Regions from separate parts of the Homo sapiens genome. Here region 2 is linked to region 1. The links are chromatin contacts, found by POLR2A ChIA-PET in ENCODE. All regions are on one chromosome and are shown on one strand. The core of a region is the stretch at or near the end of the contact, and the rest is flanking DNA. Distances in the headings are between cores, read along the strand shown. Region 1 overlaps RABL6 (RAB, member RAS oncogene family like 6). Region 2 holds the start of DPH7 (diphthamide biosynthesis 7).

Region 1 (6,815 bases), core at 773-3,272:
TTGTCCAGGCCGGGCGCGGTGGCTCACGCCTGTAATCCCAGCACTTTGGGAGGCCAAGGCGAGTGGATCACGAGGTCAGGAGATCGAGACCATCCTGGCTAACATGGTGAAACCCCGTCTCTAATAAAAATACAAAAAATTAGCCGGGCGTGGTGGCGGGCGCCTGTAGTCCCAGCTACTCGGGAGGCTGAGGCAGGAGAATGGCGTGAACCCGGGAGGCGGAGCTTGCAGTGAGCCGAGATGGTGCCACTGCACTCCAGCCTGGGCAGCAGAACGAGACTCCGTCTCAAGAAAAAAAAAAAAAAAAAAAGAAAACCACCTTGTCCAGCTTTAATCAAAGGCATAGAAGGCTGGGGGAGGGGCAAGGGAACCAGAGCTGTAACTAAAAATCATAAAATAACATGGCAGCAGCAGTTGTCAGTAAACAGAACTCACCAGCTCGAAAGAATGTGAGATTCGAGGAATTTTTTTTTCTTTAATTTGGCTATGTGGTGTATAAGAGACACATCCAAAACATAATGGTGTCGAAAGGTTGAAAGTTAGGAGTTGGAAACAAGACACTAGGTAAACATTAACCATAAGAAAGCTGCTCTAGCTATAGTCCTAGTGCTACAGCGACAGTGATGCCATATGCAGAATATACTTCAAAATGAAAGAGAGCGGGTAGAAATGTGAAGGGTTACCGCAGGCTCAGAGAAAGTCTCTGGACCTGAAGGCTCAAGGAACATTGATTAAAGTGGACCATCCTCACTGGTGCCGTGGCTTATACCTGTAATCCCAGCACTTTGGGAGGCCAAGGCAGGAGGATTGCTTGAGCCCAGGAGGTCGAGACCAGCTTGGGCAAAAAGCAAGACCCTGTCTCTAAGAAAAAAATAGTAAAAAAACTAGGCATGGGGTGGTGGCTCACATCTGTAATCCTAGCACTTTAGGAGGCCAAGATGGGCGGATTGCCTGAGCTCAGGAGTTTGAGACCAGCCCGGGCAAAATGGTGAACCCCTGTCTCTACTAAAATACAGAAAATTAGGCATGGCGGCTTGCGCCTGTAGTCCCAGCTACTTGGGAGGCTGAGATGGGAGAATCACTGGAATCCAGTAGGTGGAGGTTGCAGTTAGCTGAGATCACACCACTGCACTCCAGCCTGTGCGGCAGAGTGAGACTCCATCTTCCAAAAAAAAAAAAAAAAAAAAAAAATTAGCTGGCAGATGTCTGTAGTCTGAGCTACTTGGGAGGCTAAGGTGGGAGGATCACTTGAGCCCAGGAGATTGAGGCTGCAGTGAGCTAGGATGGTGCCACTGTGCTGGCTCTAGCCTGGGTGACAGTGAGACCCTGTTTGTAAAAATAATTTTGTTGTTTTTTTTGAGACGGTTCTGTTCTGTTGCCCAGGCTGGAGTGCAGTGGTGTGATCTTGGCTCACTGCAACCTCCACCTCCTGGGGTTAAGCAATTCTCCTGCCTCAGCCTCCTGAGTAGCTGGGATTACAGGTGTCCACCACCACACCCGGCTAATTTTGTATTTTTAGTAGATACGGGGTTTCTCCATGTTGTCCAGGCTGGTCTCGAACTCCTGAGCTCAGGTGATCCGCCCGCCTCGGCCTCCCAAAGTGCTGGGATTAGAGGCGTGAGCCACCGTGCCCGGCCAATAATAATTTTTAAAAAGCAAAAATAAAATCAAAGGAAGGTTTAGAAAATAAAGGGAAAATCTCACAGCAAAATGACAGCTGGTAAATGATATGAAAAAAATAAACAGAGGCTGAGTGTGGGTGTTGCAGTATCCGAATAATATATATTACGAAAAGAGAAAAATATCAATGGAAATTCAAGGAAAAGTGCGGCCAAGACGTCCTTCAGTAGATGAATGGATCAACTCCGTGCATCCAGATGGTGGAACATTATTTAGTCCTGAAAAGATGTTCTCAAGCCGTGGAGAGGCCTGCATGAGCCTTAAGTGCGTATCGCTGAGTGAGAGAAATTATTCTGTGTGACCCCAACTCTCCGACGTTCTGCAGAAGCCAAACTGGCCAGATGCCTGGAATGAGCTCCCCGCGTTCATGAGGGCTGGTTTCCGGCAGTGGCATTGGGAGGCTTTGTTAACATTGGTTCTTGTGCTTGTCTGCCTTGTTTAAGTTCCTTACAAAGAGCATGTGCCATTTTTACAAAATGAAGGAAGTGGGTTCTGTCCCGTAGGGTTGAGGAGCCGAGATGCGGGGACCAAGGGACGTCAGCGCGTTGGTTCTGGCCGCGGGAAAACGGGCGGTCGCTGTGACCGTCTCTGCGCTCTCCGCGTTGCTAACGCCCCACTCCCGGGAAAGACCCGGAGACGGGACCACCGCATGTGGAAACCACCGGGAAGCACAGCGCGTGGGCCGCCTGAGCGGTGCCGGGGCGGGGAGGCAGGGCCGCCGCTCAGGCCGTGGACCTCGGGGCCGCGGGACGGACGTGGATGGCGCCGCCGTTCTCTCGCGGGCCCAGCGAGGCTATGCGTGCGCGGCCCGGGCAGTCTCTGCGAGCCCGGGCTGCTGCTCATCTGGGGGGGACGGCGGCCGCCCGACTGAGCCCAGAGCTGTGGGCCGCGCCCGGGTTCCTGCCTCGGGCCGGAGGAGGGAGGGCGCCGCGGCCCGTCTCGGGCCTCCCGCCGCGCTGGGGCCTGGCTCCCTCCTGGCTGCGCTGAGCGCCTGCGGCTCCGCTTGGGGCTGCTGTGCTCTCCACAGGCCGGGCCGCCGGGCTGGAGGGCGCTGCAGGCGGCCTCTGTTCTCCAAGTTCTCCGCGGGAGAGGGAGGGGAACGAGGGCCCAGCCTTCCGCGGGGTGGGCTCGGCCGGGAGAAGCGCGGAGCCTCCTGGCTGCCCCCAGCCGGTGCGGCCGCCACCGTGGCCGTGAGGGCGCCTGGGTCCCCTCTGGAGGTTTTGCCGCAGCGCTGGCCGGCGCCGAGATATGACCAGAGGCGTTGAAAGTTGGCGCGTTGAGGTACCTAGGATGGGCGAGGAAATGAACAAGCTTCAGGGGAGAAGAAATGACTGTGGGAACAGGTGCCTTGAGGTAGAGGGAGGGGACTGGGCCAGGAGAGAGGAGCCGGGTGGGGCACAGGGACAGCCCAGGGTCCCTCAGAGCTTCGAGGCCGGGCGCCCTCTGCGTTGGGAGCTTGGGGTCCCCCTGACAGAAAACCTGGGGGGGGCGTTGCGGGAGTGAGAGGAGGCTGCAGACCTGACACAGATGGGGGAGCGGGCGGGAGGCCCGAGACCTGGGGAAGTGGGAGGAGCCTGCAGACCTGCTCCTTGGTTGCCTCTGCTCCCCACCAACCCGGCTCCCTTCCCTGGCTTCCCTGGCTCTCCCCTCCTGGAAACGTGGAGGACGGCCAGGGCTTCTCTCTCCCCCGTGCCTGTGGTGGGTTCACCAAGGCCTGTGTGAGAAGCTCTCGGGGTCTGCCCAGGTCCGAGGGCAGCTGTCTCAGTGCTGGCTGCTGCGTCCGCACAGCTTCTCGGTCATTCTCGATCCTGTTCTTCCAGCACCTCCGCAGGCTGGGTGTTCTTAGTCCAGTCGGGTGCCAGGTCCATCCCCATCTCCACCCGTTCTGAGCCACCTCCCGCCTTTGCTAAGTCCGTGCTCCCCTCCCAGCTGCCCTCCCTCCCCCATCACATTTTCAAAACAAGCTGGGCAGTGGCCTCTCCAACCCAGCCCCGGAGCAAGCAGGCCCAGGCCCGGGGCTACCCGGCACACACGCGTTGTGCGTGAGCTGGGATGCAGGCCCCGCGTTCTGCAGAATTGTGCACTGAAGACGCCAGGGCTCGCAGTGGCTCACGTCTGTAATCCCAGCACTTTGGGAGGCCAAGGCGGGCGGATCACGAGGTCAGGAGATCGAGACCACCCTGGCTAACACGGTGAAACCCCGTCTCTACTAAAAATACAAAAAATTAGCTGGACATGGTGGCGGGCGCCTGTAGTCCCAGCTACTCGGGAGGCTGAGACAGGAGAATGGCGTGAACCCGGGAGGTGGAGCTTGCAGTGAGCCGAGATAGCACCACTGCAGTACGGCCTGGGCAAAAAAGCGAGACTCCGTCTCAAAAAAAAAAAAAAAAAGACTCCAGGGCTGCAGAAAACCTGGTTAGGAGCAATCCGCAGAAGCCTGGGGTGCTGTGGAGAGCTCCTCAGGTGGTGGGCCCTGACCCTGAGGGTCACCAGGGGTCCCAGGGGTGGGCTCTAGGGCAGAACCACGTCCTCCAAGTAGAAAGCCTGACCTGGCTCCAAGTAGAAAGCTGCCCCCTGGGCCCGGTTCGCCGTTGATGCTCTGTGTGCTGCCAGGTGTCCTCCTGATGGGAGAGGTTGCCATGGTACCCACCCATCGTCTTCCTCCCCTGCCTGCCGGTCACCTGGTCTGATTCTAGCAAGAAAGATGAAACAGGTGGCAGCAGAACCGGCTCTCCTTGTAGTTGCTCTTAAAGCTGCAGCTTGGGTTCGGTTCGTTTAATTTGCCTTTTCTTTTTCTCTTCCCGTCCCCAGTGAAGATAGTGATCCGGGGAGACAGGAACACGGGCAAGACAGCGCTGTGGCACCGCCTGCAGGGCCGGCCGTTCGTGGAGGAGTACATCCCCACACAGGAGATCCAGGTCACCAGCATCCACTGGAGCTACAAGAGTAAGTGTGGTGGGTGCCCCAGTGGGTTCGGGCTCCAGGCTTCTCCTCCCTCAGCCCTGGTTCCTGGGAGATGCATTCCCCAGAGGGGGTCTCCCCGAAGAGTTCTTGTCTGTGAGGGACCCTGCTGACGTGGGGGCCCTGGCGTGAACTCTGGGGCTCTTTTGGGGTGGATCACCCTGCTGCCTGAGTGAGCTTCATGAAGCCCCACTGACCTGGGAGGCTCAGCTTGGGGCAGCGTTGGCCGCAGGTGAGTGGGCACGCGGGCGCCTCGGGGGCTGAAAAGAGGTACATTCCGAGGAGCATTCCCTTGCCTGCACCCTCTTGGTGCACATGGTATTTTTTCTTGGGCCCCAGCCCGACATCTTCTCCACCACCAGAAACAGTAATAAGACCTTTGTTTGAGCCTTGCCCTTGTGGAAAGTTCGTGTCACTAAAAGGTTCAGTGAGGTGGGCTTGATGGTGGGATAGACCCCTCCCCCAGGTCTCAATTGGGTGTGGGTGGGCTGGGCCTGGGTAGATGCGGGAAGGTGGGGGAGGTGACAGCTGTGGCGAGGCTCCTGCTGTGGGAGGCAGAGCAGCTGCCCTGTGTGTTCAGAATCGTGACAGCAAAAAGCCTTGGGGCTGGTTTTTTTGTTTGTTTGTTCGTTTGTTTTTTGGTTTGGTTGGGTTTTTTTTTTTTTTTTTTTTTTTTGAGACAGAGTCTCACTGTCGCCCAGACTGGAATGCAGTGGTGAGATCTCGGCTCACTGGAACCTCCGCCTCCCGGGTTCAAGCAATTCTCTGCCTCAGCCTCCTGAGTAGCTGGGATTACAGGCGCCCGCCACCACACCCAGCTAATTATTTGTATTTTTAGTAGAGACGGGGTTTCACCATCTTGGCCAGGCTGGCCTTGAACTCCTGACCACGTGATTCACCCACGTTGGGCTCCCAAAGTGCTGGGATTATAGGCGTGAGCCACCACTCCCACCCAGGGCTGTTTTAAACACCTTTCCTTTTCACTGCAAAAAAAAAAAAACTAGTGGGTTACTAGTGGGAGGCAAAGATGAGTTTGAGCTGCCACGTGGTGACAGCTGACACTTGGACTGCTGTGCAGGAACAGCCGTGGAGTTGCTGGGCATCTGCTGCTCTCTAGGGCCTGGGAGGGTGGTGCTGGGCTGACAGGACACAGAGCCCACAGGGCCGGCGCACAGAAGCTCTACCTGCCACCGCACCCTCTTCCTGGTTTGGGGTGAGGCTGATGGCAGCGTTCATGCCCCTCTGCTCAGGCGACGTGGATGTGATTGGTGTGGGGGCAGATGCCTGGCTGTGTGAGGGCCCCGGGCGTGCCTCTCCCCTCTGGTTCTCCCTTCCCCTTGGAATCCTTGGGTGGGCGGGAGGCTCCATCCATCAGCTCCCCCAGTCCCCAGCACGCCCCACAACAGAGCACAGTCATGGGAGCTCAGGAGGAGTGGTTGGCACCAGCAGGCCCAGCTGCGATGGTGCGGTGTGAGGCAGGCCTGGGGCCTCTCAGGTGGCTCCGAAGGGAGGGTCCGGCCTCCGCCCTCAGTGATTACTTAGATTCTGCTCCCTCAAAGTGAACTAGAGGCCAGTCACTGGATGAAGAAACAGGGTCAGAAGGTGACACAGGCGGGCCCATTCATTCGCACCTGTCAGCAGAAGCGTACTCCATGGGCAAAAACACAGACATCGACCCAGCCAGGAGGGTCCCCTTCCAGTATGCTGAGGCCAGGAGGGGCCGTGCCCAGGATCGGGGCCCGGGAGGGAGGGGCCGTGCCCAGGATCGGGGCCGGGGAGGGAGGGGCCGTGCCCAGGATCGGGGCCCTGGAGGGAGGGGCCGTGCCCAGGATCGGGGCCCGGGAGGGAGGGGCCGTGCCCAGGATTGGGGCTGCGGAGGGAGATACCGTGCATTCAGTTTGTCACTGAAGCTGTGTCTGAGCGAAGGCCTGAAGGAGCCGCCATGTGGTCGTCTGGGGAGGACACATCCCCTGCTTCTGGACACTCGGAAGTCCTGGTGGGAGCCGGTGGCTGCGGGGCACAGACAACCACACCAGCTGGACCGCTTTGTGCCACCTTGGGAACTTCATGTTGGGCACTAATTTTAGGATTCTCCCTGTTTCAGCCACGGATGACATCGTGAAGGTTGAAGTCTGGGATGTAGTAGACAAAGGTGAGGCGTCTCTGTTCTGTGT
Region 2 (6,527 bases), core at 1,128-3,627, 760 kb after region 1:
AGCAACATAGCAAGACCCTGTTTCTACAAACTAACAAACAAACAAAAATGAGGTGTGGTAAGGCCAGGCGTCGTGGCTCACGCCTGTAATCCCAGCACGTTGGGAGGCTGAGGCGGGTGGATCACGAGGTCAGGAGATCAAGACCATCCTAATAACATGGTGAAACCACGTCTCTACTAAAAATACAAAAAAATAAGCCGGGTGTGGTGGCGGGCGCCTGTAGACCGAGCTCTTAGGGAGGCTGACGCAGGAGAATGGCGTGAACTCAGGAGGCGGAGCTTGCAGTGAGCCGAGACCGCGCCACTGCACTCTAGCCCGGGCGACAGAGCGAGACTCCGTCTCAAAAAAAAAAAAAAGAGGCATGGTGGCATCTACCTGAAGTCTGAAGTCTCAGCTACTCGAGAGGCTGAGACAGAGAATTGCTTGAGCCCAGGAGTTCAAGGCTGCAGTGAGCTATGATCACGTGACTGCATTCCAGCCTGGGCAACGGAACAAAACCCTGCCTCAAAAAAAAAAAAATTAAAAAGGATAAAAACTGGTACACCTGTATAGGGCATCTCCATTACGTTAAGGCACCACCATGGTATACGTGCTCCATTGTTGACCAAAACATAATTATGCCACACACCACTGCATTTAAATCTCAGCTCCAAAAGTGGGCTAGAGCCTACAACTGTGTTCTCAAACAAAAGACGCCCCAGGTTATGAAGTCAGAAAACTCCCATCACTTCCCCGGCTGGAACATGACAAAGGAAATAAGCCCCAGGTAAAGCACTCCCCAGGTGGAAGATAGGCGGGACAGCAAAGAAACAAATCCAAAGTTGAGATGCAATGCCTGTCTTGTTGAAGGCATCAGGCATCAGGCTTCCCTGATTGCTACTCATGACAAATTCTACACCCAGTGGGATTATCACAGTTATACCATTTCATGTCCAGGATTGCAGAAGTATCTTTTCTTTGGACCTCGACCAGAGGGTGAATAGAGTTGTTGTCATTGAAACTGTACAGGAAGAGACGGCCTAAACGGACCTGAGGCTCCTTAACTTCCATTCCACCCTACAAAAAATGCAGAGGTAGTCTCTGATTATCCCAAGACACGAAGGAACCCAAAGGATGGGAAAAGGGATCCAAGGAACTCAAAGGTTTGCCATGACTAAAGGAGTGGAATTCTGCCTGGAAGGAGAACCTCTGGTTTTCTGAGCTGGAGAAACGTCTATTAATGAGTAGGTGAACACTCCTGGACCCAGTAGAGAAGGCTCCTTCTAAACCGGCCAACAGGGACCAGCTATGGCTAGGGTAACCACAGAACCCAGTTTGCCTGGGACAGTCCTGACTTACGCCTGTTGTTCCAGTGCCCAATTTGGATCCTAATATGTACCCACCAGAAGTTAAGATATAATTCCCACTTTCTCTTTACTGTACATTCCACCCATTCCCTTGGGCCACACCTGTATATAGAAGACGTTCTGCTCTCAAGATTTTAAAGTTGGCCGGGGGCGGTGGCTCGTGCCTGTGGTGCCAGCTACTCAGGGGGTTGAGGCGGGAGGATGCCCTGAGCCCTGGAGTCCGAGGCTGCACTCCAGCCTGGGTGACAGTGCAAGACCTTGTCTCAGAAAAAAGTAATTTCTTTTTTTTGAGATGTAGTCTTGCTGTATCGCCCAGGCTGGAATGCAGTGGTGCGATCTCGGCTCACTGCAAGCTCTGCCTCCCGGGTTCACGCCATTCTCCTGCCTCAGCCTCCCGAGTGGCTGGGACTACAGGCGCCGCCACCACGCCCGGCTAATTGTTTTGTATTTTTTTAGTAGAGACGGGGTTTCACCATGTTAGCCAGGATGGTCTCGATCTCCTGACCTCGTGATCCGTCCGCCTCGGCCTCCCAAAGTGCTGGGATTACAGGCGTGAGCCACTGCGCCCGGCCGAGAACAATTTTTTTAAAAAGATTCTAAACTGTTTCCAGCCTACCTCCTGGCCAAAGGGCCAATATCCCCTCTTCATCTCCTGGGCGATTCGGTGCGCCTTTCGGCCTCAACCTCGTGGCCGGCCCCGCCCTCCCCTCCCGAAGCCGCGGCGCGCGCACCTTGTTCTGGGGGCCGGCAGGCCGGTCCTCCGGCCGCCGCAGCTGGTAGGTCCCGCACGCCAGCAGGTGCCTGCAGCCTTGCAGCGGGCACCACTCCACCGAGTCCGCGGTCAGCTCGGTGTCCACCGTTTGCAGGGCGAAACAGCCCATCATCCAGCCCTCGGGGAAGGGCGCGGAGCCGGCAGTAGAGGCGGGTCGGCGGGGCCGGGCTGGGTACTGCGCGGGGCGGCGAGGCCGGGGCCGGCCGGACGAGCGCAGAGCCCCAGGGACACCGTCAGCGCGGGCCGCCTCTCTCGCGACTCCTTCCGGGGTGCCGGGGCGGGACATCCGGCAGGGCCTTGGCCTCCGTGGACGCCCCTGGGAAGCCAGGCTCCCACGCCCCCTGTCGGCCGGCTGACCGCGGCGGGCTTCAGGCGTCAGACGCGCTGCTCCCTGCGGGGCCGTAGAGACCGAAGGCTTCGGGAAATCCGCTCCTCCACAAAGCAGGTTTGGAGACGGCAAGTTAGTGACAGAGCCGTAGGTTTGAAGCCGCCTCTGCAAAATTTCTATCACTGAGAAAAACCCCAACAGCGAGCTGCGGTAGCGCACCCCGTGGCGCCCTCCCGGTTACTCCTGGCCATCGGGCCGCGCTGACTTAACATTTAGGCTGCAGTTTCCATGACAGGCCTTGCCCCGGAATCAACGCCTTCGTAAAGCTGATGAGGAGCCCGCGCCCCACTAAGCCCAGCACCCCGAGGCCGCAGGCGCGCTCTGCCTGCCTCCTGTGAACCCGCCATGGCGGAGCTGCCCCTCAGAGACCGCCTTCCAGGGTCTTTGCTTGTCTGACACCCGTGGCTGCATCAGGACCCCCCAGAAGCGGCTCAGCAGGTGGACGGCTCCGACCCCTATGATTATCAGCACCAGTCGCCTGGCCGCCGCCCCCCTCCCCCAAAACTGCCTTTGAAAAAACCCCTAACCTAGGAGCTTTGGACAAGATGATCTGAGGACGAACTCCATCTCACATGTGGCCTGGCCGGCCCGTGTCTATTAATTTTTTTGTTTTTTTTTTTTGAGACGGAGTCTTGCTCTGTCACCCAGGCTGGAGTGCAGTGGCGCGATCTCAGTTCACTGCAAGCTCCGCCTCCCGGGTTTAAGCCATTCTCCTGCCTCAGCCTCCCCAGTAGCTGGGACTACAGGCGCGCATCACCACGCCCAGCTAATTTTTTGTATTTTTAGTAGAGACGGGGTTTCACCGTGTTAGCCAGGATGGTCTCGATCTTCTGACCTCGTGATCCACCCGCCTCGGCCTCCCAAAGTGCTGGGGTTACAGGTGTGAGCCACTGCGCCCGGCCCTAAACTTTTTTTCTTTATTGCAATCCACGGTCTGAATGTGTGCAGCGGGCAGGAAGAACCCCTTGGGCCGTTACAGGTTGAACTGTGCCCCCCAAAAAACAATGGACTGAAGACCCCAGCACCTCAGAGAGCATCCTTAACAAACAGGGGCTCTCAGAAGCAGCAGGCGTGGGCCCTGACCCAGAGGAGCAGGAGTCCGCAGAAGAGAAAGCTGATGCAGAAGACTTGCAGGGCCATTGCTGTGCAGAGCACAGGGAGGCAGGCAAGGCACCTGGCAGGGAGGAGGCGTCCGCACCTGAGGGCCCTTGCCTGCGCCTTCATCTGAGACTCCGGCCTCCAGAGCCTAGACTGTGAATTCCCGCTGCTTCAGGCTGCACAGCTCGCGCTGCTTTGTTGCGGCAGCTCCAGGAAGCTAAGGCGGACTTGACTGAAATATACGGGTGCCTGGGTATTCAGCCTCAGGGCTTCAAGCAGGGCTGTGGCTAAAGACATGGCAGAGAGCCAACAGCTCAGACCACCACAGAGACAGAGGCGCAGAAAAGGCTGGCCAGGAAGGCAGCAGGGCATTCCAAAAGGGCCTCAACCACACACCTCTGCGGGGGAGGGAGAGTGACCAGGTGCGCATCCCAACACACCACACTCCAAACAAGCTTTAGAAGCAGCCCCACATTGCAGCCATCTGGATGTCCTCACAGGACGTCTTAGATACCTGGCTACGAAGACCAAGAAGTCGGGGCCACGGAACGGGAAAGATGACCAGAGGATTGGGTATCAGGTGAGAGGGAAGCAGTGGTGGGGCCCGTCCCACCCTCACGGTGCCACCTGCTGGGGTGAGGCCTGGAGGAGCTGCCACATGCAAACCTAGAACCTGCACCGCCCCCTTCCCCAGCGTGGTGTCTCACAGGTGGGAGGCCCTGGGCGCTTCTTTCAGTGCACTTTTCTGATGAATGACTGCCAAACAAAGCAGCCCTGCTGGTCAGGGGCAACATGGCCACACCCCTGGATGCAGGTAAAGGGGACCCCTGCACTCCGTGCTCATCCTCAGACTCTATCTGAAAGCAGGCTGCCTGAGGGCACTCGGGGCTCCAGGCCTGAAGACTGCCCCAAACCCCAACCTGCTGACCCGCCATCTCTAGGGACACATATGTCCCCCTCCCTGGCAGCTTTCACCTACTCAGCAAAAAATGTCCCCAACCTTTGCAGCAGCTAAGGGGGCTTCTCAGGGCCTGATGTGGGCACATGCAGTTCTCTAAGCTCCAGGAAATCCTGCGGAGTTTGTTGATATCACCCATTTTCAGCAGTCCTGTTCTTCAGGAGCCCCCAGGGTACTGCCAGAAAAGGTACTGGAAGTTTTGCTTACAGACAAAAGCCAGCCCAGCCAGGGGCAGCAATGAGAACACACAGGGTGTCCTGGAACATGGCAGTGGAGCTTCAAGAAGGGAAAGTGTAGCAGCAACCTGTGGGACCAACACAGGGTCGGACCGGACCAGACCAGACAGGTCAGAGTCGGACTGGCCAGGCTTCCAGCTCCCAAGAAGCAAGGCCTCTGGCTGGGCGCACCTGGAGACAGGCAGGATCCCAGCCACACAGCCTGGCATGTTTCCCTGGGGCAGCTCTATGGGTACAAGATGCTGACCAGCCCCAGACACCTGGGGCTCCCCAAGGAGAGGGAGGGCTATCCTGGAAACCACAGCCCTGCAGACGGACGGAGAAGTGAGACCCTCACCTCACCCTGGCTGGCCAGCCCCCTCCACCATCTGCAGCAGGCCTGCTGAACATGCCCTGTGGATTCTTCTGGGCAGAAGCTCACTGCTGAGCTCCCAGCCACTTCATGCATAAATCAGGCAAGAACTAACCAATGTCAGGGGCGAGAGCATCCTACTCCCCATAAAACAGCGGGCAGCTGACTTAGCAACCCCACCACTCCTGCCGCAAGACAAGGACAGAGTCTCACTCATACTCCCTGCTGGACTCAGGAAGGTCTGAGCTCACCCGCTCCTCAGAAGGGCCCACCAGGAACAAGGGTCCTCCTGCCTCACCCACAAGGACTCGGCTCCACTCAAAATGACCTCACCCTAAGCAGCACAAGAGGGAGGCGGAGCAGAGAATGTCCGAGAGGCCAGATGATTCCACCCCTTTACTTTGCCTTTGTGGACACAACTCCCGTGCAGGCCGCGCTCCACGGGGCTCCCGGCGGCCCAGGGGAGAAGCTTCGACAACAGGACAGTTTTTAGTCACGTGGCCTGACCGTTTGCCATTTAAGGATTACAGCAAATGATTCTATTTGTAATTTCTACCCTTCCCATTGCCTCCCCCCCAAAAAAAACTGTACATGAGTTTACAAACATATTAACATATAAATAATGAGAACCGTCCTGGTGGGAGCCTCCTCCGTTGTCTCTGCTGGAGATGAACACTGAGGGGCGCTGTAACCACACAGACTGCCTGTGACATCGGGAGTCTCACGGCAGCTGTCCTGGGCCCGCAGCTGGCTTTTTTGGCACCTCCAGGTTCAACCACCAGTCTGTCTCTGCTGTGCCCAGGGTAGAGCCCGGGGGCTGTGAGTATGTGTGGCTCCCCTGCCCGTCATCGCTCTGGCTCAAGCTCATGCTGGAAGGGACGCTTCCTCTCCCGACAGTGCTTCTTGTGGGCAGGCCAGTCCTTCTGCTGGCACTGGGAGCCGCAGTACCGGGCCACCTGGCAGCGCCCACAGATGTTGAACTCCCGGAGCTGAAATACAGAACACCTGTGGCTTCACCATCATGCCTGGGACGCAGTGTGGGGCAAAGGCTGCGTCTTACGGACAATCTGACGGACCCAGCAAAACACCACGTACCAAGGCTGGAGGGCCTGGGCCCTGGTCAGGCCAGCACAAGGGCAAAGGGAGACCACTCTGGTGGAAAAGCCCAAGAGGTGCTAAGCGGTCTCTGGGGAATGGGACCCCGCGGTGGAGGGCAAGATCCCAAACCAAGGCTGGGCTACAGGGTAGAGGTGCCAGGGACGCGACCGCACTGCAGCACACCCACCTGCTTCTCAATCACTGTGCAGGGAGGGTAGTGGCACTCATAGTAGGTGCAAGAGTTCTCCTCCTCTTCCACTACATCCCCGTTGGCATTAT

The links. ChIA-PET counts read pairs that join two places held with the same protein, here RNA polymerase II (POLR2A).
Region 2: POLR2A ChIA-PET joins it to region 1 with 10 read pairs in OCI-LY7. The contact joins the promoter of DPH7 here to the enhancer-like site in region 1. POLR2A ChIA-PET finds 5 or more read pairs at or near these places in 3 of 52 experiments (OCI-LY7, activated CD8-positive, alpha-beta memory T cell and activated naive CD4-positive, alpha-beta T cell).

Annotation. Positions count from the first base shown.
Region 1 is chr9:136,819,034-136,825,848 of GRCh38, forward strand. RABL6 (RAB, member RAS oncogene family like 6) reads left to right here. Exons shown (of 15, transcript NM_024718.5): 2 at 4,492-4,626; 3 at 6,746-6,793. Among named protein-coding and RNA genes, the nearest start is that of MIR4292, 8.5 kb to the right of the region's middle. RefSeq lists an enhancer at 3,258-4,146. Within about 2 kb of position 2,023, at least 2 of the 41 ENCODE cell types and tissues checked have a DNase peak (open chromatin) inside an H3K27ac peak, as active enhancers do.
Region 2 is chr9:137,576,548-137,583,074 of GRCh38, forward strand. It overlaps DPH7 (diphthamide biosynthesis 7), which reads right to left and starts at 2,378. Exons shown (of 9, transcript NM_138778.5): 1 at 2,078-2,378; 2 at 923-1,056. The coding sequence starts at 2,230. It overlaps ZMYND19 (zinc finger MYND-type containing 19), which reads right to left. Exons shown (of 6, transcript NM_138462.3): 5 at 6,436-6,527; 6 at 5,534-6,139. The coding sequence ends at 5,996. RefSeq lists a silencer at 2,064-2,473 and enhancers at 2,658-3,629, 2,724-2,783.